Regions from separate parts of the Homo sapiens genome. Here regions 2, 3 and 4 are each linked to region 1. The links are chromatin contacts, found by Hi-C or POLR2A ChIA-PET in ENCODE. All regions are on one chromosome and are shown on one strand. The core of a region is the stretch at or near the end of the contact, and the rest is flanking DNA. Distances in the headings are between cores, read along the strand shown. Region 1 holds the start of FAM193A (family with sequence similarity 193 member A). Region 2 holds the start of LETM1 (leucine zipper and EF-hand containing transmembrane protein 1). Region 3 holds the start of HTT (huntingtin). Region 4 holds the start of NELFA (negative elongation factor complex member A).

Region 1 (4,762 bases), core at 1,337-3,836:
GCTCACTGCAACCACCACCTTCCAGGTTCAAGCAATTTTCCCGCCTCTGCCTCCCAAGTAGCTGGGATTATAGGTGCTTGCCACCACGCCCGGCTAATTTTTGTATTTTTAGTAGAGATGGGGTTTCTCCATGTTGGCCAGGCTGGTCCCAAACTCCTGACCTCAGGTGATTCGCCCACCTCGGCCTCCCAAAGTGCTAGGATTACAGGCATGAGCCACCAGGCCCGGCCTGTCATTATTTTTATTCTTTTCTTTCTTTCGTTTTGTTTTGAGTTTTTGAGACGGAGTCTCGCTCTGTGGCCCAGGCTGGAGTGCAGTGGCTTGATCTGGGCTCACCGAAAGCTCCGCCTCCCAGGTTCACGCCATTCTCCTGCCTCAGCCTCCTGAGTAGCTGGGACTACAGGCATCCGCCACCAGGCCCGGCTAATTTTTTGTATTTTCAGTAGAGACGGGGTTTCACCGTGTTAGCCAGGATGGTCTCAATCTCCTGACCTCATGACCCGCCCCACCTCGGCCTCCCAAAGTGCTGGGATTACAGGCGAGAGCCACACTGTGCCCGGCCTCTTTTTTTTTTGACGGAGTTTTGCTCGTTGCCCAAGCTGGAGTGCAATGGCACTATTTCGGCTCACTGCAACCCTTGCCTCCCGGGTTCAAGCGATTCTCCTGCCTCAGCCTCCCGAGTAGCTGGGATTACAAGTGTGTGCCACCATGCCCAGCTAATTTTTGTATTTGTAGTAGAGACGGGGTTTCGCTTTGCTGGCCAGGCTGTCTTGAACTCCCGGCCTCAGGTGATCCGCCCACCTCGGCCTCCCAAACTGCTGGGATTACAGGCATGAGCCAAGGCACCCAGGCCTAATGGTCATTATTGTCATTCATTGATTCAGCAAATAGTAGAGTGCTGGGTGCTCAGCCTCTTGCTTTGCAGTAGCTTGGGTGTCAGAGGTGTGTGAGGCAGGCATTCTCAGGTTCTCTCCTGCCCAATAAAACCTTTTGTCTTTGGGGATACTGGTGACATCATGAATCCCAATCCTGTGCAATGTGCTATGACAAAGGAAAGGACAGGGGTTGAGGCAAGGGGCAGGGACAGCCTATGACACTGAAAAAGAGGCCAGAAACGCATTCCTACCCGCTCTCTCAAAATCCATGTTCAGTGGCAGGATCATCCAAGACCCTGATGGGGCGGGGGGCCTTTTTTCGTCTAGGATGGTATCTGAATGGCTTTAAGGGTAGCTTTCTTCTGATCACATGAGATTTCTGCTTGTGTCATGAAGAATGGGTCAGAGGATCAGGAGGCTGTGGCTGCAGCTGGGGCGGGTTGCGGGGACCCAGGACGAACAGTAGAGCTCGGTTAACGCTGCAAGGGGAGCCTGGCAGGCCGTACATCCCAATGCCAAGCCCGCCGCCTCTCGGCCTGACACCACCGGTGGAACCAAAAAGGGGAAATCATGTCCTTTGTGCCTCTGTGTCTGTGGTAAGCGGGGCCCTCCAGGGGGCGGAGCCGCCGGCAGGGTCCCCCCGTGGCCCGGGTCTCAGGGCAGAGCTCTGCCTGGGGCTCGCAGATGTCTGCAAGGCCGCGGAGGGAGGAGGGTCCAGACGCAAGCCCTTATTTCTGATCTGGACGTCTGCGAGGGTCTGACCCGGCTAGTCGTCCCCGAGGTGCGTGAGTGCGAGGGTGTGGGACACGGCCGGATCGTCCTAGGGCCCCGTGGATTAGCAAGGCACCGGGACCACTGGAGAGGGCTTAACGGGATAGCAGGGAGAGGGCGGGCTCGGGAAGAGCACCCTTTAGGCGAGGGGTTCTCGGGGAACCGACCGGCGTGTCCCAGCCCCAGGCCCGGTCCAAGATTCGCCGGCTCCGCCGCTGCCTCCGCACCCAGGCGGACCCCACCGCACCGCGCCCGGCTTTCCAGCGCTGCCCGAACCCCCGCCCAGCCCACGAGGCAGGGATTCTGTGGTCCTCACTGAGTCATCTGGACCAGAACTAGACTAGCCCAAGGTCACCGGGCGTTCCTGGCGAGGCCAGGGCCGCGCCGCGCCGCCCCTGGTGCATCCCGGGAGCCGCGCCGGTCTGCGGCACCTGGGCGGCGGACAGGGGCGCGGGCGAGGCGGGCGGGGCGGGCGGGCAGCGGACACCGGTCAGAGAGGCGGAACTCCCTGCCGCCAGCCGTGTAGTTTGCCTCGCGGGCGGCGGCGCGGCCTCCTGCCGGCCTAGCCCTACGCCCGACCACAACGCCCAGAAGGCCGCGCGGCGCGGGCGGGACCTGCGGCGACGAGCGAGGCGGTGACATCACCGCCGCATCCAGCTCCCTGGCCCCAGCTCCTCCCAGCGCCCGGGCCCTCGGCCTCGCAAGGCCTGACGGGAATCGTGGTCCACCCCCGGGTACCCCCAGCTGCTGCACGGGCAGCACGGACTTCAGTTCCCGGCGTGTCCTGCGCGCCGAGGCACGTTAACGGCAGGAGGGGGTGGGCAAGCAAAGGGAAAAGCAGAGCCGGGGGGCGGAGTAAGGCGGGGTGGGGGTGGGGGGTGGGGGCCCACACCCCTCCCCCTCCCCGCTGCTCCTTCCCCCTCCCCCGACGTAAACTGGGATCCCTTTCCCCTTGTGTCCGCCATATTGGACTCTAACTCTGGTCAGCCGCGGCGCCGGGACTGTGGACTCGCGGTTCCTCCCGCCCAGCGGCCTGCCCCGCAGCTCCCGCCCGCCCCAGCCCTCCCCGACCCGGACGCGACCCCGCGCAGCGCCCCCCGGCTGGCCGGAGCGCCCGCCGCCGCGGCCGCCTCAGCCTCCCCGCCTTCCCCGCCCTCCGCCGCCGCCCGCGGCCCCCGCGCCCGCTCTGCGCCCCTCTCCCCGCCCGCCATGAGCCCAGCCGACGCCAAGCGCGGGGCCAAGCGCCGGAAGAACAAGCGGGGCGGCGGCGGCGGCTCGGGCGGGGGTAACGGCGGCGCGAGCAGCGGCAAGGCCGGCCCGGCGGCGGCGCTGCGCGGTTCCCAGGCCGCGGGCCTGGCGGCCCCGGGCAGCGCGGCAGGCCTGGTGGGCGGCGCGGCGGCGGCCAACGGGCCTCTCGGCGCGGGCGCGAGCGCGGGCGGCGCCGCCCCCGGAGGCTACTTCGAGGTAAGCGGCGGCAGCGGGCAGGGGTCGATGGCGGTACGCGGTTGCCGTTCCCTCGCGCCTTGGCGGAGCTCGGCCTCCCGCTGTCGGCCCCGGGCCTGGGAGCGGGATGCTGCGGGCGGGCGGATAACGGGTCCTGCGGCGCTGCGCTTGCCGAGGTCCCGGGGCAGGGCGGCAGGTGGGCCGTGCTCGGCGTGACGCGGCCTCTGTCAGCCTCTTGAGAGGAGAACCTGAGCAGAGGCGGCGGGAGGGCTACACCGGGGCCGCCGCTCACGGCGACGGGCTGGTCCGCAGGCTGGAGCAGCCCCTCAACGGGCGGGGACGTCTCCGGGGTGCAGCTCCGCGCACGGCGCTTCGCCTTCCGCTGGACCCGGCGGGTGATACCCGCGAGGCCCGGGCTTCTGTCGTGGCGCCTCGCCCGCTGCGGCGGTTCCAGAGCGACTGCGATTCCGGGAGTGAGCAAAGCTGCCCTTTCGCTCCCAGGGCTTTGAAATGTTTCTCTGGCCACCTTCGTTATTCCGTGCGCGTGATGATTGAGAAGGGCCTCCCGGAAGTTTTCCTTTGGTCCTCCTATGTGGTTATTTGAAATCTACCTGACAGCCACCTGGAGCTGGCAGCCCTGGCCCCTCCTCCCCCGCTTTGTTAAGTTTTCAGGGGTATTTAGTGGTTTGGTTACTCAGGTATGTATTTAGGGTTCGAACTTAAGGAATTTGAAAGGTGATTTTTTTCAGTTTTGTTTATGAAGACAGCTAGCACACATTGCACCTACCAATTATGGATTCCTGCCACTTTTATTCAACCGTTGGTCACAACATTTCAGAGGGTACACTATTTATAAGTGGGTATGCAATTGGCGCAGTCATTTCCAGTTATCCCATTGTCTGCTGAAAGAGAATAGATTTTTTTTGAAAAGTTGCGTTCTTATAATGTTATTTAAACTCTTAAATTATGTAGTTTTAAAGATATTGCAATTAAAAAATGAAAGAAGCGTTGGGAGTATTTTTGTGCTAAATCATGACACAAATTGTTCTTTTTTTTTTTTTCTTTTGAGAACGGAGTCTCGCTCTGTCGCCCAGGCTGGAGTGCAATAATGGCGCGATCTTGGCTCACTGTAACCTCCGCCTCCCGGGTTCAAGCGATTCTCCTGCCTCAGCCTCTCGAGTAGCTGGGACTACAGGCATGCGCCACCATGCCCGGCTAATTTTTGTAGAGACAGGGTTTCACCATGTTGGCCAGGCTGGTCTCGAACTCGTGATCTCAGGTGATCCGCCCACCTTGGCGTCCCAAAGTGCTGGGATTACAGGTGTGAGCCACCGCGCCCGGCCGTTTTTATTATTATTATATTGTTACATTAGGGTCTTGGGCTGTAGTCCTGGACTTCAGTCTCCCGAGATTGCCCTCATCCAGTATCCTGGAGATCAAAACAGGCCGCAGTTCTTGGGATCAAGGATGAGTCTTGAGCGTTTGGATCTTTGGGGTTTTTAAGGGCAGTGTTTGCTGCTGTCGGGTAGGGGAGGGCGGGGGGGGTTTGCCTGTGCATATCCTTACACAAAATATTGATAATTTTTGGTGTAGCTGGATGTGGAATATATTCATTTCTATTGATTCAATAAAAACCAGTTGGTGGCACAATAAAATTCTTAGTTTTAGCCTTT
Region 2 (4,762 bases), core at 1,120-3,619, 680 kb before region 1:
AGCACTCCACTCGGTGTATCACTCATCAGTTCAGGGACCTCCTCCACAGTCCAGCCCTGGGTCTCGCTGGCTCTGAAATCCCTACTGTTTCTACAGCAGACCTGCCAGTGTCCCTGTCACAAAGCACAGTAGTAACTACAGAAGACATTTGTGTTCCTGAAATGACAGAATCGCACATAAAAAGCTAATTATTATTATTATTTATCAAAAATCTGATAATAAGCACGAAGTGTTAAAAGTACTTTTATCACCATCAAGAGGTCCAGAGAGAGCTCTAACATCTAACACAGCAACTGGAAAGACCACATGCTGAGCTCCACCTTCAGACTGTGCAGTTCCACCACTCAACATCCTCTCACCACTCCAAAAGTTTCAGTGGCTAACCAGCCATTATTGTAAAAATTACAAGAATTGGCCAGGCGAGGTGGCTCACGCCTGTAATCCCAGCACTTTGGGAGGCTGAGGTGGGTGGATCACGAGGTCAGGAGTTCAAGACCGGCCTGACCAACATGGTGAAACCCCATCTCTACTAAAAATACAAAAATTAGCCAGGCATGAGGGTGTGCGCCTGTAATCCCAGCTACTCAGGAGGCTGAGGCAGGAGAATCGCTTGAACCTGGAAGGCAGAGGTTGCAGTGAGCCGAGATCATGCCACTGCACTCCAGCCTGGATGACAGAGCGAGACTCCATTTCAAAAAAAAAAAAAAAAAATTACAAGAATTGGGGGCCGGGCGCGGTGGCTCACGCCTGTAATCCCAGCACTTTGGGAGGCCGAGGTGGGTGGATCACCTGAGGTCAGGAGTTCGAGACCCGCCTGGCCAAGACGGAGAAAACAGTCTCTACTAAAAATACAAAAATTAGCCAGTCGTGATGGCGGGTGCCTATAATTCCAGCAACTCGGCAGGCTGAGGTAAGAGAATCACTTGAACCCAGGAGGTGGAGGTTGCAGTGAGCCAAGATCACACCACTGCACTCTAGCCTGAGCAACAGATTGAGACTCTGTCTTTAAAAACAAACAAACAAACAAACAAAAAAAAACAAGAATTGGGAGGATACATTCAGGGCAACTTCAATCTATCTCTTTGGGGGTGGGGAACAGAGACAAGAATATTGAAGCTGGGTGCCTGGGCATGGTGGCTCCTGTAATCCCAGCACTTTGGGAGGCCAAAGCAGGAGGATCAGTTGAGCCTTGGAGTTCAAGACCAGGCTGGGCAACATACCAAGACCCTGTCTCTACAAAAAAACTACAAAAAAAAAAATTAGCTGGGTGTTGTGTGGCACAACTAACAACTTGGGAGGCTGAGGCAGAAGGATAGCTTGAGCCCAGGAGTTTGAGGTGCAGTGAGTATGATCGCACCACTGCACTAATTATTTTACTTGAGTCCCTCTTAGCAAGTTTTATGTTTATTCCAATTTTACAAATAAGGACATAGACTCAAATAAGTTGGTTAATTAGAGAGAGAGAGGAGGTGGGCACACCCTGGGACAGCATTCACTCCAGACAGCACCTGAGGCTAGGGGGGCTAAAGCCACGCACCCTGAGGACCCTCAGCGGCTCCGGAGTCCCCGTGTTCCCCGGGTGCCGGTCGCGGCCTAATCACACCACAGGGGTTTGTAGGTGCTGGCATCACCTCATCAGTGACGGACCAGGAAGGCTCCTGCAGCCCAGCAGGTCCTGCTCGCCGGTGTCTGCCCTGCCCACCCAGTCTCGTCTCCGGGACCCCAAACGTGACCAAAGGGCACGGCCGTCCTCGTGCGTGGACACGTTCCACCAAGCTTACTCGCGCAGGGCGCGCCAGGGCTGCCCAGCCCTTCAGAATTTTCCCACTGTCTCTGAGGCAGTGACCCGGGGGACCCGGCCGCCTAAGGTCACAACACACGGCAGAGGCCCAGCGGCTCCGCCCGGCGCTGGCGGCCCAGCCCGCGACGAGACCCGGGGCCCCACGGTCCCGCAGGGGCTCCGGAGGCCGGGACCACCGGGCTCCCCGCATCGCCGTGACAACCAGCCCGAACCCGCGGGTCGTCCGCGCTCCCGACCCACCAGCCGGGAGCCGGCCCCGCCCTGGGGTGCCCGCCGCTTACCCCGCGGGACGGTGTACCGAGGCGGCGGCGGGAGGCGGGCGGGCGCCCGGCCGCGGCAGCTCCTCAGTAAGATGGACGCCATGTGCTCGGGCGCGGCGGCCGCTCCGGCCTCCTGCGCTGCCTCCTTCTCCGCGGCGGCCGCGGCTCTTCGCCGTCCCGGCGGCGCTTCAGACCCGGCCCGCGCGGACGGCTGACAGAGGCGGCTGGCCTCGGACGGGAGGCGCTCTCCTCAAGGACCCGGCACCAGCGGCGGCCTTGTCCCGGCACAGACGTCCGGAGGCGCGGGGCGGGGCGGCCAGGCCGCGGCTCCCATTGGGCCCCTCAGCGCCCGCCGCTGGCCAGGTGAGGGGCGGACCGCGCCACCGCGGACTACCGGTTCCGGCGTGCACCGGGACGGCCTGCACGCTGGGGTGCGGACTACCGATCCCGGCGTGCACCGGAGCGGCGGACTACCCTGAGGCGCGGACTACCGGTCCCGGCGTGCACCGGGGCGGCTGGCTCCTGGGGCTCGCTGCATCCTGGTTCCCGTCGTACCGTGGACGCCGGGGCTCGCAGCGTGGCGGCCGCAGGAGCTGAGGGAGTCGGCCGCGCTTGCGCGGGGAGTGTCTTTTCGTCTCCGGGCGGCGGCAGCAGCGCGTGTGTCCGGAACTTTTCTGGGACTAAGTCCTGCACCCACGAGTAGAAAACGGCTCCTGGGAGCTTGGGGCTCCAAGGGCAAGTCAGGGGACGCTGGGGATGGAGGGGCGCCCTCGACGCCCTCGGCCGCGGTCCCTCGCCGGCCCCCCTGCTCTGTGGCTCTGCCCTCGGCGGTCTGCACTCTGGCGCGCGCAGCTCTGAGTGCCTCTTCCCTGCGTACCGGGCGGCGCTCCCCAGATACGGCGCTGCTCGGCGTCGGGAGTCCCCGTCACCACTGGGGGGACGGGAGCGCAGGGTCCCGCCCCGAAGGACAGGGCCATGCCGGCCCCTGGAGGCGAGGGCACTAGGCCGGGTGGCGGCGCAGCCAGCATAGCGGCCCCCCATCCCGGCACACCGCGTCCTCCCGTCTGAGCGGGAGGGGTAGATATGGGTCCTGCGTTGGCGCGGGGGGACCCCTCGTTTCGCTCTGGCCTAAGCAGCCCCTGGGGTCCCGCGCGCCGCAAGAGCGCCAGACTTCCTAACCTGGGCCATACCCTGTCCGCTCCACTTCCCAGTCCAAGAAGGAACAGCCGAAGCCCAGGACGCCAAGGACCTGGCTCGAAGTCTCCAGAATTCCCGCCAGAGCTGGGCTGGGCTCGCGGACCGCTCATGCGCCGTCTCCCAGGAGCCTCCCCCCAGCCCAGTTTAATAGCCGGCCCTGACCAGTCCAGGGGAGAGAGACCGTGCAGCCTCCCAGCAGACCGTGACCTCTGAGCTCCACCTTCCCCTTCCTTCCCTAAGATGAGGATCCCTGAGTTGGGGCAGAGAAAGCAGGCAGGGAGAAAAATGGGGACCTGCGGCGCTGGGGGCCCAGCTGGTGGAGATCTCCAGCTAGGAGATCCCCAGCACAGCACTTGCCCTGCCCTCTGTCTTGTTCAGGGATGTAACCTGCCTCCTCCTGCTTCTCCGCGGCACCTCAGGGCACCGCCTGGGGAGGGTCTTGTAGTGCACACTCAGCATCTCTGTTCCCTGGAGCGCATGGGGTGTGAAACGCCTGATGCCAGCCAGCTCCCCAGTCTTGAGAGGCTGGTTGAATGGCACATCTCCCTAGGAGGCTCCCTCCCCAGGGTCCCCTCTGCCCCTGCTGTCCATGCAGTCGGTCCTCACCCGTCAGGAAAACGTAGCCTGCTTGCCTGGGTGGTTTTCCCCATCAGGAACTGCCAGGTACTGGGCCTGGATGGGCTTGAATTCCCCATCTCAGTGGGAGAAGGGGGCATTGTTTAGTGCAGGGCACTTTGAAGCCGTCTGTAAGTCCCTGTGTCCACACCGGTCAGTGGGCACTGCAGACATCAAATGCAGACAGAGTTTAAGCACAACTAGGCCTGAACCTAGGCCTGTGCTGCCAACAGACATGAAGGGGCCCCTTTTCCACCCATCCCCCAGGAGGCAAGAGGGGGATACAGAAGGATAGTCCTTGCCTCCCCACCCAGGGTTGGACCTGAGCTGGAGTGGACAGTTGGTCAGGGTCAGAAAGAACTGGACTTTTTATGGCCCAGCTGTAGGACTTTTTATGGCTCAGCTGTAGGACTTTTTATGGCCCAGCTGTAGGACTGTATGTCCTAGTCCTGGTCTGGACATTGGTTCTGAGCACCAGATGACCCTGCCCGATGCTGGCTAGGGAGGGTGACCCCGGAGAGGGTGCAAGAAACAGTGCTCCTCTCGTTAATGCTGTGGGGTCCCAGGTGTCCCGGCAAGGCCAGGCAGGAGGTGGTGACTGCCCCATCTGTGCTAGTGCCTGTTTACAGGACTTTGAATGACACTGAAAGAGGAGGGAAGCCCTCCCCGCAGTCTCCACCCTGCCCAAAGTGCTGGGTGTGAGGAAATGTGGAACATACCCTCGCCTGCAGTTGGGATGACCCACCATCCCTGGACCAGAACAAGGAAAGCCTGGCAGCGGAGAGCCAACAGCAGGACTGACACAGGCAGGTGCTGTCTGCGATGCTCGTGCAGCCCAGGCAGGGTGGGATCTTAGATAAATTTTCAACAATTAAAATAGCTGTGATCA
Region 3 (4,762 bases), core at 633-3,132, 540 kb after region 1:
TGTATTTTTAGTAGAGACAGGGTTTCGCCATGTTGGCCAGGCTGGTCTCGAACTCCTGACCTCTGGTGATCTGCCTGCCTTGGCCTCCCAAAGTGCTGGGATTACAGGCGTGAGCCACCGCACCTCGCTGGAACTTAATTTTTTTAGAGACAGTGTCGCTCTATCACCCAAGCTGGAGTGCAGTGGTGCAATCCTAGCTCACTTGCAGCCTCAAATTCCTGGGTTCAGGTGATCCTCCCACATCAGCCTCCCAAGAACTGGGAACTAACAGCTGTTTCTCTGCTGTCCTTCTCAAGAAAAGGGAGGCTACTGCTACCCCACTGGGGACAATGCTGGGTTTCCCTTTAGGACAGGCTCTGAGACAAGGCGGAGGTGCTGTTTGTGGCCACAGAGCAGGGGACTCTGGGTTGCAGGTGTGGCCTGGCTAAAGTAGGCTTTACTGGGCTCCTCTCTGCCTGCATCACCCCCCGGCTGGGCGGTTGTCTCTGAGGCCAACCTTACTCCCTGCTGGGCAGGCTGGACAGCTGCCCTCTCCGTTTGCCCCTCTACCACCCAAAAGGCAGGAGGCTCTGGAGACCAGGACCCTGCCCGCCACGGCCTGTGTCCCAGGCGTGAGGGGGTGCCCCACAGACCTCTGCTGAGCTGCTGCTGAATGACGCCCCTTGGGGGTCCTGCCGGAAGGTCAGAGCAGGGGTGCACTCCCATAAAGAAACGCCCCCAGGTCGGGACTCATTCCTGTGGGCGGCATCTTGTGGCCATAGCTGCTTCTCGCTGCACTAATCACAGTGCCTCTGTGGGCAGCAGGCGCTGACCACCCAGGCCTGCCCCAGACCCTCTCCTCCCTTCCGGGGCGCTGCGCTGGGACCGATGGGGGGCGCCAGGCCTGTGGACACCGCCCTGCAGGGGCCTCTCCAGCTCACTGGGGGTGGGGTGGGGGTCACACTTGGGGTCCTCAGGTCGTGCCGACCACGCGCATTCTCTGCGCTCTGCGCAGGAGCTCGCCCACCCTCTCCCCGTGCAGAGAGCCCCGCAGCTGGCTCCCCGCAGGGCTGTCCGGGTGAGTATGGCTCTGGCCACGGGCCAGTGTGGCGGGAGGGCAAACCCCAAGGCCACCTCGGCTCAGAGTCCACGGCCGGCTGTCGCCCCGCTCCAGGCGTCGGCGGGGGATCCTTTCCGCATGGGCCTGCGCCCGCGCTCGGCGCCCCCTCCACGGCCCCGCCCCGTCCATGGCCCCGTCCTTCATGGGCGAGCCCCTCCATGGCCCTGCCCCTCCGCGCCCCACCCCTCCCTCGCCCCACCTCTCACCTTCCTGCCCCGCCCCCAGCCTCCCCACCCCTCACCGGCCAGTCCCCTCCCCTATCCCGCTCCGCCCCTCAGCCGCCCCGCCCCTCAGCCGGCCTGCCTAATGTCCCCGTCCCCAGCATCGCCCCGCCCCGCCCCCGTCTCGCCCCGCCCCTCAGGCGGCCTCCCTGCTGTGCCCCGCCCCGGCCTCGCCACGCCCCTACCTCACCACGCCCCCCGCATCGCCACGCCCCCCGCATCGCCACGCCTCCCTTACCATGCAGTCCCGCCCCGTCCCTTCCTCGTCCCGCCTCGCCGCGACACTTCACACACAGCTTCGCCTCACCCCATTACAGTCTCACCACGCCCCGTCCCCTCTCCGTTGAGCCCCGCGCCTTCGCCCGGGTGGGGCGCTGCGCTGTCAGCGGCCTTGCTGTGTGAGGCAGAACCTGCGGGGGCAGGGGCGGGCTGGTTCCCTGGCCAGCCATTGGCAGAGTCCGCAGGCTAGGGCTGTCAATCATGCTGGCCGGCGTGGCCCCGCCTCCGCCGGCGCGGCCCCGCCTCCGCCGGCGCAGCGTCTGGGACGCAAGGCGCCGTGGGGGCTGCCGGGACGGGTCCAAGATGGACGGCCGCTCAGGTTCTGCTTTTACCTGCGGCCCAGAGCCCCATTCATTGCCCCGGTGCTGAGCGGCGCCGCGAGTCGGCCCGAGGCCTCCGGGGACTGCCGTGCCGGGCGGGAGACCGCCATGGCGACCCTGGAAAAGCTGATGAAGGCCTTCGAGTCCCTCAAGTCCTTCCAGCAGCAGCAGCAGCAGCAGCAGCAGCAGCAGCAGCAGCAGCAGCAGCAGCAGCAGCAACAGCCGCCACCGCCGCCGCCGCCGCCGCCGCCTCCTCAGCTTCCTCAGCCGCCGCCGCAGGCACAGCCGCTGCTGCCTCAGCCGCAGCCGCCCCCGCCGCCGCCCCCGCCGCCACCCGGCCCGGCTGTGGCTGAGGAGCCGCTGCACCGACCGTGAGTTTGGGCCCGCTGCAGCTCCCTGTCCCGGCGGGTCCCAGGCTACGGCGGGGATGGCGGTAACCCTGCAGCCTGCGGGCCGGCGACACGAACCCCCGGCCCCGCAGAGACAGAGTGACCCAGCAACCCAGAGCCCATGAGGGACACCCGCCCCCTCCTGGGGCGAGGCCTTCCCCCACTTCAGCCCCGCTCCCTCACTTGGGTCTTCCCTTGTCCTCTCGCGAGGGGAGGCAGAGCCTTGTTGGGGCCTGTCCTGAATTCACCGAGGGGAGTCACGGCCTCAGCCCTCTCGCCCTTCGCAGGATGCGAAGAGTTGGGGCGAGAACTTGTTTCTTTTTATTTGCGAGAAACCAGGGCGGGGGTTCTTTTAACTGCGTTGTGAAGAGAACTTGGAGGAGCCGAGATTTGCTCAGTGCCACTTCCCTCTTCTAGTCTGAGAGGGAAGAGGGCTGGGGGCGCGGGACACTTCGAGAGGAGGCGGGGTTTGGAGCTGGAGAGATGTGGGGGCAGTGGATGACATAATGCTTTTAGGACGCCTCGGCGGGAGTGGCGGGGCAGGGGGGGGGCGGGGAGTGAGGGCGCGTCCAATGGGAGATTTCTTTTCCTAGTGGCACTTAAAACAGCCTGAGATTTGAGGCTCTTCCTACATTGTCAGGACATTTCATTTAGTTCATGATCACGGTGGTAGTAACACGATTTTAAGCACCACCTAAGAGATCTGCTCATCTAAGCCTAAGTTGGTCTGCAGGCGTTTGAATGAGTTGTGGTTGCCAAGTAAAGTGGTGAACTTACGTGGTGATTAATGAAATTATCTTAAATATTAGGAAGAGTTGATTGAAGTTTTTTGCCTATGTGTGTTGGGAATAAAACCAACACGTTGCTGATGGGGAGGTTAATTGCCGAGGGATGAATGAGGTGTACATTTTACCAGTATTCCAGTCAGGCTTGCCAGAATACGGGGGGTCCGCAGACTCCGTGGGCATCTCAGATGTGCCAGTGAAAGGGTTTCTGTTTGCTTCATTGCTGACAGCTTGTTACTTTTTGGAAGCTAGGGGTTTCTGTTGCTTGTTCTTGGGGAGAATTTTTGAAACAGGAAAAGAGAGACCATTAAAACATCTAGCGGAACCCCAGGACTTTCCCTGGAAGTCTGTGTGTCGAGTGTACAGTAGGAGTTAGGAAGTACTCTGGTGCAGTTCAGGCCTTTCTCTTACCTCTCAGTATTCTATTTCCGATCTGGATGTGTCCCAGATGGCATTTGGTAAGAATATCTCTGTTAAGACTGATTAATTTTTAGTAATATTTCTTGTTCTTTGTTTCTGTTATGATCCTTGTCTCGTCTTCAAAGTTTAATTAGAAAATGATTCGGAGAGCAGTGTTAGCTTATTTGTTGGAATAAAATTTAGGAATAAATTATTCTAAAGGATGGAAAAACTTTTTGGATATTTGGAGAAATTTTAAAACAATTTGGCTTATCTCTTCAGTAAGTAATTTCTCATCCAGAAATTTACTGTAGTGCTTTTCTAGGAGGTAGGTGTCATAAAAGTTCACACATTGCATGTATCTTGTGTAAACACTAAACAGGGCTCCTGATGGGAAGGAAGACCTTTCTGCTGGGCTGCTTCAGACACTTGATCATTCTAAAAATATGCCTTCTCTTTCTTATGCTGATTTGACAGAACCTGCATTTGCTTATCTTCAAAATATGGGTATCAAGAAATTTCCTTTGCTGCCTTGACAAAGGAGATAGATTTTGTTTCATTACTTTAAGGTAATATATGATTACCTTATTTAAAAAATTTAATCAGGACTGGCAAGGTGGCTTACACCTTTAATCCGAGCACTTTGGGAGGCCTAGGTGGACGAATCACCTGAGGTCAGGAGTTTGAGACCAGCCTGGCTAACATGGTGAAACCCTGTCTCTACTAAAAATACAAAAATTAGCTGGTCATGGTGGCACGTGCCTGTAATCCAAGCTACCTGGGAGGCTGAGGCAGGAAAATCGCTTGAACCCGGGAGGCAGAGTCTGCAGTGAGTTGAGATCACGCCACTGCACTCCAGCCTGGGTGACAGAGCGAGACTCTATCTCAAAAAAAATTTTTTTTAATGTATTATTTTTGCATAAGTAATACATTGACATGATACAAATTCTGTAATTACAAAAGGGCAATAATTAAAATATCTTCCTTCCACCCCTTTCCTCTGAGTACCTAACTTTGTCCCCAAGAACAAGCACTATTTCAGTTCCTCATGTATCCTGCCAGATATAACCTGTTCATATTGTAAGATAGATTTAAAATGCTCTAAAAACAAAAGTAGTTTAGAATAATATATATCTATATATTTTTTGAGATGTAGTCTCACATTGTCACCCAGGCTGGAGTGCAGTGATACAATCTCGGCTCACTGCAGTCTCTGCCTCCCAGGTTCAAATGCTTCTCCTGCCTCAGCCTTCTGAGTAGCTGGGATTAC
Region 4 (4,762 bases), core at 595-3,094, 530 kb before region 1:
TGAGGAGGTCAAGGCTGCAGTGAGTCACGATGGTGCCACTGCACTCCAGCCTGGTTGACAGCGCCAGACCCTGTCTCAAACAAAACACAAACACAAAAACAAAACACTCTGAAAAATAATTTGGCATGATCCTATGATCCTCACAATTCCACTCCTAGATGTTATACCCTAGAGAAATCCAAGATTCCAAACACCTGAACATATGACCGTAATGTAGTAACGGGATGATTTACAAGAGCACAAAAGCTAAGCGTGTCACTGTGGCAGAATGGATAAAGTGCCTCGTGCTCACAGACAGGAATACCACGCAGCAGTGAAAATTAAACTGCAGTCAGCTGCAACGTGGATGAAACTGTCACGGCGTCGACCAAAAAGACACATGCACGCCACACACAAAATACACTATGATACCATCACACTAACTCCAAATCCGGCAACCAAGCTGTGCCATTTAGGGGTGCATAAATAATTGCTCACACCGGGGAGATGGCACAGAAATGATTACCTTTCCAAAATGAGGAAGGGGAAAGGAAGAAGGCCGTGATTACCAGTGGGAGGCTTCCAAGGAACAGGCATGGTTCTACTTCTCCACCTGTGTAAGGATCACAGGAGTGGCTCGCGATGCTATTATTATTCGTTAAACTGAACAAAAATGCACTTTTCCATACATGTCATATCTCAATCAAAAGCAATTACAACCTATAATAGCTAATAATACATCAGTAGCCAGGAACGTTTAAACAACCATGGGGCTTCAATAGTCTGCAAAACTACTCGGTTTATTTCGCACGGAAAGCGATACAATATAAAGTTTAGGAAAAAAGAAAACAAACCTCACACACCCACTTATTGGAATGACGCAAAACGGCGTGTAGAAAAGAGTAAAACGGACACAGAGCGCTCCGGACGGCCGGGGTCTTTGCGAGGTGAGAACAAGAAAATCCAGTCAGCGGACACTGGAGCTACCGAGCCCAGGCCGCCCCTTCCTCACGCGGGGGTTTCTCTCGGGATCCCCGCCCTCGCCCAGGTCACCAGGGCTGCGTCCCCGACGGGAAACCCCGATGGGAGACCCCGCTGGGGCCGGCGCACCCCCGCTCCAAGAGTCGGTCGCTTCGGCACGGTGGGGGATTAGGGTGGTGAGGACCGAAGGCGGGGGAGGCGGGGGCGGGTGGGGATGAGTACCCGGGGGCCCAGGGAGGGGAGTGAGGACCTGGGGGTCGTAGCGAGAACCCGGGGCCCGGCGGGGAGGAGATTGAGGATCCCAGGGGAGGTGAAAACTTGGGTAGGGGTGAGGACGAAAAGTAGGGAGGTGAGGACCCTAGTGGGGGATTCCCAGGGGGCGAGGAGGGGCGGGGGGTCCTGAAGACCCACGGTGGGGATGAGAACCGAGGTGGGAGATGAGGATCGAGGCGGGGGATGAGGACCCAGGGGGAGGTGAGGACTGGAGGGAGGTATTCGGAGGAGCGAGGAGGGGGCGTGAGGGCGGGCCGGGGGGGTTAACAGTCTGAAGGGGGATGGGAAGGTTGGGGGAGGGAGCGAGGAGGGTCCGGAGTTGGGTGTGCGGGTCGGAGGTGGGAAGGTTGGGAATCTGGGGGCCGCGGGGCGCCACGCCTGCCTTACCTCGTCCACCGTGCGGCGCGGGAGGTGCAGCGTCCCGAGTAGCAACTTGAGCTTCACTGCCGACGAGAGGCCATGGAAGCAGAGACGGATGTTGTCGATGACCGCGGCCGTGAGCAGGGACGCGATGCTGGGCGGCGCCCACAGCTCGTCCGTGGCCCCCAGCTTGTTGTGCAGCCACAGGCCCGTGTCGCTCTCCCGCATGGACGCCATCTTGGGGGAAAGCGCGCGCCGCTGCCCCGGCATCTTATGAAGACACCTACGCGTCCCTCGCTAGGACCCCAACATGGCGGCGCCCGTCGGGCTGCGGGCCGCAGAGGCGGCGCAGGTGGCGCGGTCCCACGAGCGGGGCTTCCCGGGAGAGCGCTTCTGGGTGGCGACCGCGTCTCCGGGTAGCGGCCGCGTCTTCGGGAAGCTTTGTGGCAAAGCCGAGAGCCGGAAGGACGGGGTGCCGCTGAGCAAGGACTATCGGCTTCCGTAAAACATCATGGCGGCGCCCTCTGCTGGCTCTCGGGAAGACCGCAAAAAATGACGTCACGAGCAGGCGCGCGTATTCGCGTCTTGGGAGCCCGGGCTGCGGCCTGGCATTCGCAGTGCAGGTGTCAAGCGCCGCAGACTTGCTGCTCGCGCGGTGGGGCGGAGGCTCCCTGTGGCACCTGCCCCGCTGTCCGCTCTTCGCTTTTTCCCCGCTTGGGTCTCGGCGCGGACCGTGTGGACGCCCCGCCCCCGCGGGCCCAGCACCTGCACGGAGAGGAGCCGCGGCCCTGCGGAGCGAGCCTGCGGGATCCCGGTCGCAGCGCTGAGCTTCCGTCCCCCGCTGAGCCCGCTCTGCCCGTGGCGCGCCGCCGACGGGGCTGCGCTGAGCATGCGGGTCGGAGGGCGCTCGGGAGCTGTCCAGGGGCACTCGTGACCCCACAGTGCAGGGAGGCCCCGGCCCCCAGTCGGGCTGGAGCCGCCAGGCAGGAGCCAGTAGTGAACTTTTCAGTTTTAAAAGCTTGTCATTAGATACAAACATGAGTAAAAGTTAAACTTCATTTTATTAAATTCGTTTTACCCTTTTGTCTTTTTGACGAGGCCTTCCTATGTTGGCCAGGCTGGTCTCAAACTCCTGGGCTCAAGCGATCCGCCCGCCCGCCTCTGCCTCCCAGAGTGCTGGGGTTACAGGTCGGGGCCGCCTTGCTTGGCTTCTGTATTATATCTTTTTTTTAAAAGATCTTTTCCTTATTGTTCCACTGCCATGCTCCTGCCGCCGTTCACAGCTATTGCCACTGGGCGGTGGGAACGCCGGGAGAACAGGGCTCAGCCCAGCTGCTAGCAGTGCCCTGGCCCTGGCGGCTTGAACTTGGCAGTCCTGCGGAAGTCACACGGGGGAAACCCGCAAATGCTACAAATCAGTGCTGGAGCGGTGGTTTTGTTGATTGCTTAAACTGAAGAAAGTGATAGAGAAAATGTTGATGATAAAGATTAAACTTAAAACTGTCATGTCGACAACCGTTACATTGCAAATAGCACATAAAATTTAAGAGAATATTTTTTAAATGATTCAAAAGTGTCGAATTCAGCAAAGACAAGTTATTGACTAATGGGTGAAGTTGTGACATCAGTGGGGCTAGTGCTGAAAGAAGTTTAATGATTAGGCCGGTCACGGTGGCTCACGCCTGTAATCCCAGCACTTTGGGAGGCCAAGGCGGGCGGATCACCTGAGGTCGGGAGTTCGAGACCAGCCTGGCCAGCATGGAGAAACCTCGTCTCTACTAAAAATACAAAACTAGCCGGGCTTGGTGGCGCATGGCTTGCCTGTAAGCCCAGCTACTCGGGAGGCTGAGGCAGGAGAATGGCTTGAACCCGGGAGGCGGAGTCTGCGGTGAGCCGAGATTTTGCCATTGCACTCCAGCCTGGGCCACAAGAGCAAAACTCCCTCTCAAAAAAAAAAAAAAAAGTTTAATAATTATAATCTGAGGGTAAGAAATAGTTTAACAGTGGACGACATATCAAATTTAGTATGAGAAGAGTGAAAGTTACTTCAAGTTGTGAAATCATGATTGAACCGTAAACATTAGTTGGTTGAAATGAAAATTTTTGTTCACAGAAACCTGTGTGCAAACGTTTATAGCAGCTTTATTTATAATAGCCCCAAACTTGAAACAATCCGAATGATTCTGACCCCCAACTGTCTGTAGCTTTCTGTAGGATACGCAGCACTTTTCTGTATACAGTGCTTGATGCATCTTGAGTCTTCAGTTTTATGCAGGAAAAATCCAAGTTAACATCTGGCTTAACCAAGAAGACAAACCACTAGGAGGACTTAGTTACAGCATCAGAAAGCAATGGATTAATATTCAGAATGAAAAAAGGAATGCTTGTAAATCGACGAGAAAAAGACCGACAATAGACAAATGTGCAGAAGATAAGAATAGGCAATTCACAGCCTGGCCATCATAGTGAAACCCCGTTTCTACTAAAAATACGAAAACAGTGGGGCGTGGTGGTTCATGCCTGTCATCCCAGCTACTCAGGAGGCTGAGGCAGGAGAATCGCTTGAACCCAGGAGGCAGAGGTTGGAGGGAGCGGAAATCACACCACTGAACTCAGGCGTGGGCCACAGAGCGAGACTCTGTCTCAAAAAAAAAAAAAAAAAAAAAAGCAATTCGTAGGAGAAACCCAAATACCGGAGAAGCACATGGAGAGATGCTTAAATTCATCAGCAACCTGACAAACCCAAATTAAAATAACAAGATGCCTCATTACACCTATCAGATTGCAAAATTAGAAAGCCAAAGTTTTTTTCATTTTAAAACATGGTATCCAGTTGTTCCCATATTATTTGTCGAAATGACGATCCTTTCTGGACTTTTCTATCCTGACTTACTCATCTATCTTTATGCCAATACCAGACTGTCTTGGTTACTATAGCTTTCTAAAATAAGTGTTGAAATCAGGTAGTGTTAATTCTCTGACTTTTTTTTTTTTAAAGTTATTTGGGTTATTTTAGGTCCTCTGTATTTCCTTTTTTTTTTTTTTTTTTTTTTTTTTTTTTGAGGCAAGGTCTGGCTCTGTTGCCCAAGCTGGAGTGCAGTGATGCAATCTCAGCTTGCTTCAGCCTCTACCTCCTGCGTTCAAGTAATTCTCATGGCTCAGCCTTGCA

What was found. A loop is a pair of places that touch in the nucleus more often than their neighbours do. ChIA-PET counts read pairs that join two places held with the same protein, here RNA polymerase II (POLR2A). Pooled maps may share reads with other maps.
Region 2: a loop to region 1 is called in a map of CD8-positive, alpha-beta T cell, with 17 times the contacts of the local background. The contact joins the promoter of LETM1 here to the promoter of FAM193A in region 1. A Hi-C loop is called at or near these places in 3 of 168 maps with a recorded cell type or tissue (CD8-positive, alpha-beta T cell, ascending aorta and naive thymus-derived CD4-positive, alpha-beta T cell), 2 of 37 single-sample maps with no recorded cell type and 14 of 50 pooled maps. POLR2A ChIA-PET finds 5 or more read pairs at or near these places in 3 of 52 experiments (Caco-2, activated CD4-positive, alpha-beta T cell and activated T-cell).
Region 3: a loop to region 1 is called in a map of ascending aorta, with 26 times the contacts of the local background. The contact joins the promoter of HTT here to the promoter of FAM193A in region 1. A Hi-C loop is called at or near these places in 5 of 168 maps with a recorded cell type or tissue (CD4-positive, alpha-beta T cell, CD4-positive, alpha-beta memory T cell, Right ventricle myocardium inferior and 2 more), 6 of 37 single-sample maps with no recorded cell type and 23 of 50 pooled maps.
Region 4: a map of CD8-positive, alpha-beta T cell shows a loop between it and region 1 (14-fold over the local background). The contact joins the promoter of NELFA here to the promoter of FAM193A in region 1. A Hi-C loop is called at or near these places in 4 of 168 maps with a recorded cell type or tissue (B cell, CD8-positive, alpha-beta T cell, ascending aorta and 1 more), 4 of 37 single-sample maps with no recorded cell type and 18 of 50 pooled maps. POLR2A ChIA-PET finds 5 or more read pairs at or near these places in 1 of 52 experiments (PC-3).

What each region holds. Positions count from the first base shown.
Region 1 is chr4:2,534,061-2,538,822 of GRCh38, forward strand. It overlaps FAM193A (family with sequence similarity 193 member A), which reads left to right and starts at 2,587. Exons shown (of 21, transcript NM_001366318.2): 1 at 2,587-3,110. The coding sequence starts at 2,856. RefSeq lists silencers at 1,471-1,630, 1,851-2,500, 2,511-2,560, 2,821-2,920, 3,001-3,290 and 3 more.
Region 2 is chr4:1,853,787-1,858,548 of GRCh38, forward strand. It overlaps LETM1 (leucine zipper and EF-hand containing transmembrane protein 1), which reads right to left and starts at 2,370. Exons shown (of 14, transcript NM_012318.3): 1 at 2,083-2,370. The coding sequence starts at 2,164. RefSeq lists silencers at 836-1,012, 1,807-1,996, 2,007-2,566, 2,967-3,186 and enhancers at 1,578-2,079, 2,717-2,786, 3,456-4,251.
Region 3 is chr4:3,072,799-3,077,560 of GRCh38, forward strand. HTT (huntingtin) reads left to right here and starts at 1,883. Exons shown (of 67, transcript NM_001388492.1): 1 at 1,883-2,290. The coding sequence starts at 2,028. It also overlaps HTT-AS. RefSeq lists silencers at 939-1,558, 1,709-2,148, 2,259-2,328 and enhancers at 2,489-2,718, 2,729-2,778.
Region 4 is chr4:2,007,130-2,011,891 of GRCh38, forward strand. It overlaps NELFA (negative elongation factor complex member A), which reads right to left and starts at 1,845. Exons shown (of 11, transcript NM_005663.5): 1 at 1,621-1,845. The coding sequence starts at 1,830. LOC124900839 reads right to left here. Exons shown (of 4, transcript XM_047416543.1): 4 at 1,877-3,044. The coding sequence starts at 2,632. The coding sequence ends at 1,877. RefSeq lists enhancers at 1,528-2,028, 1,636-2,155 and a silencer at 2,216-2,595.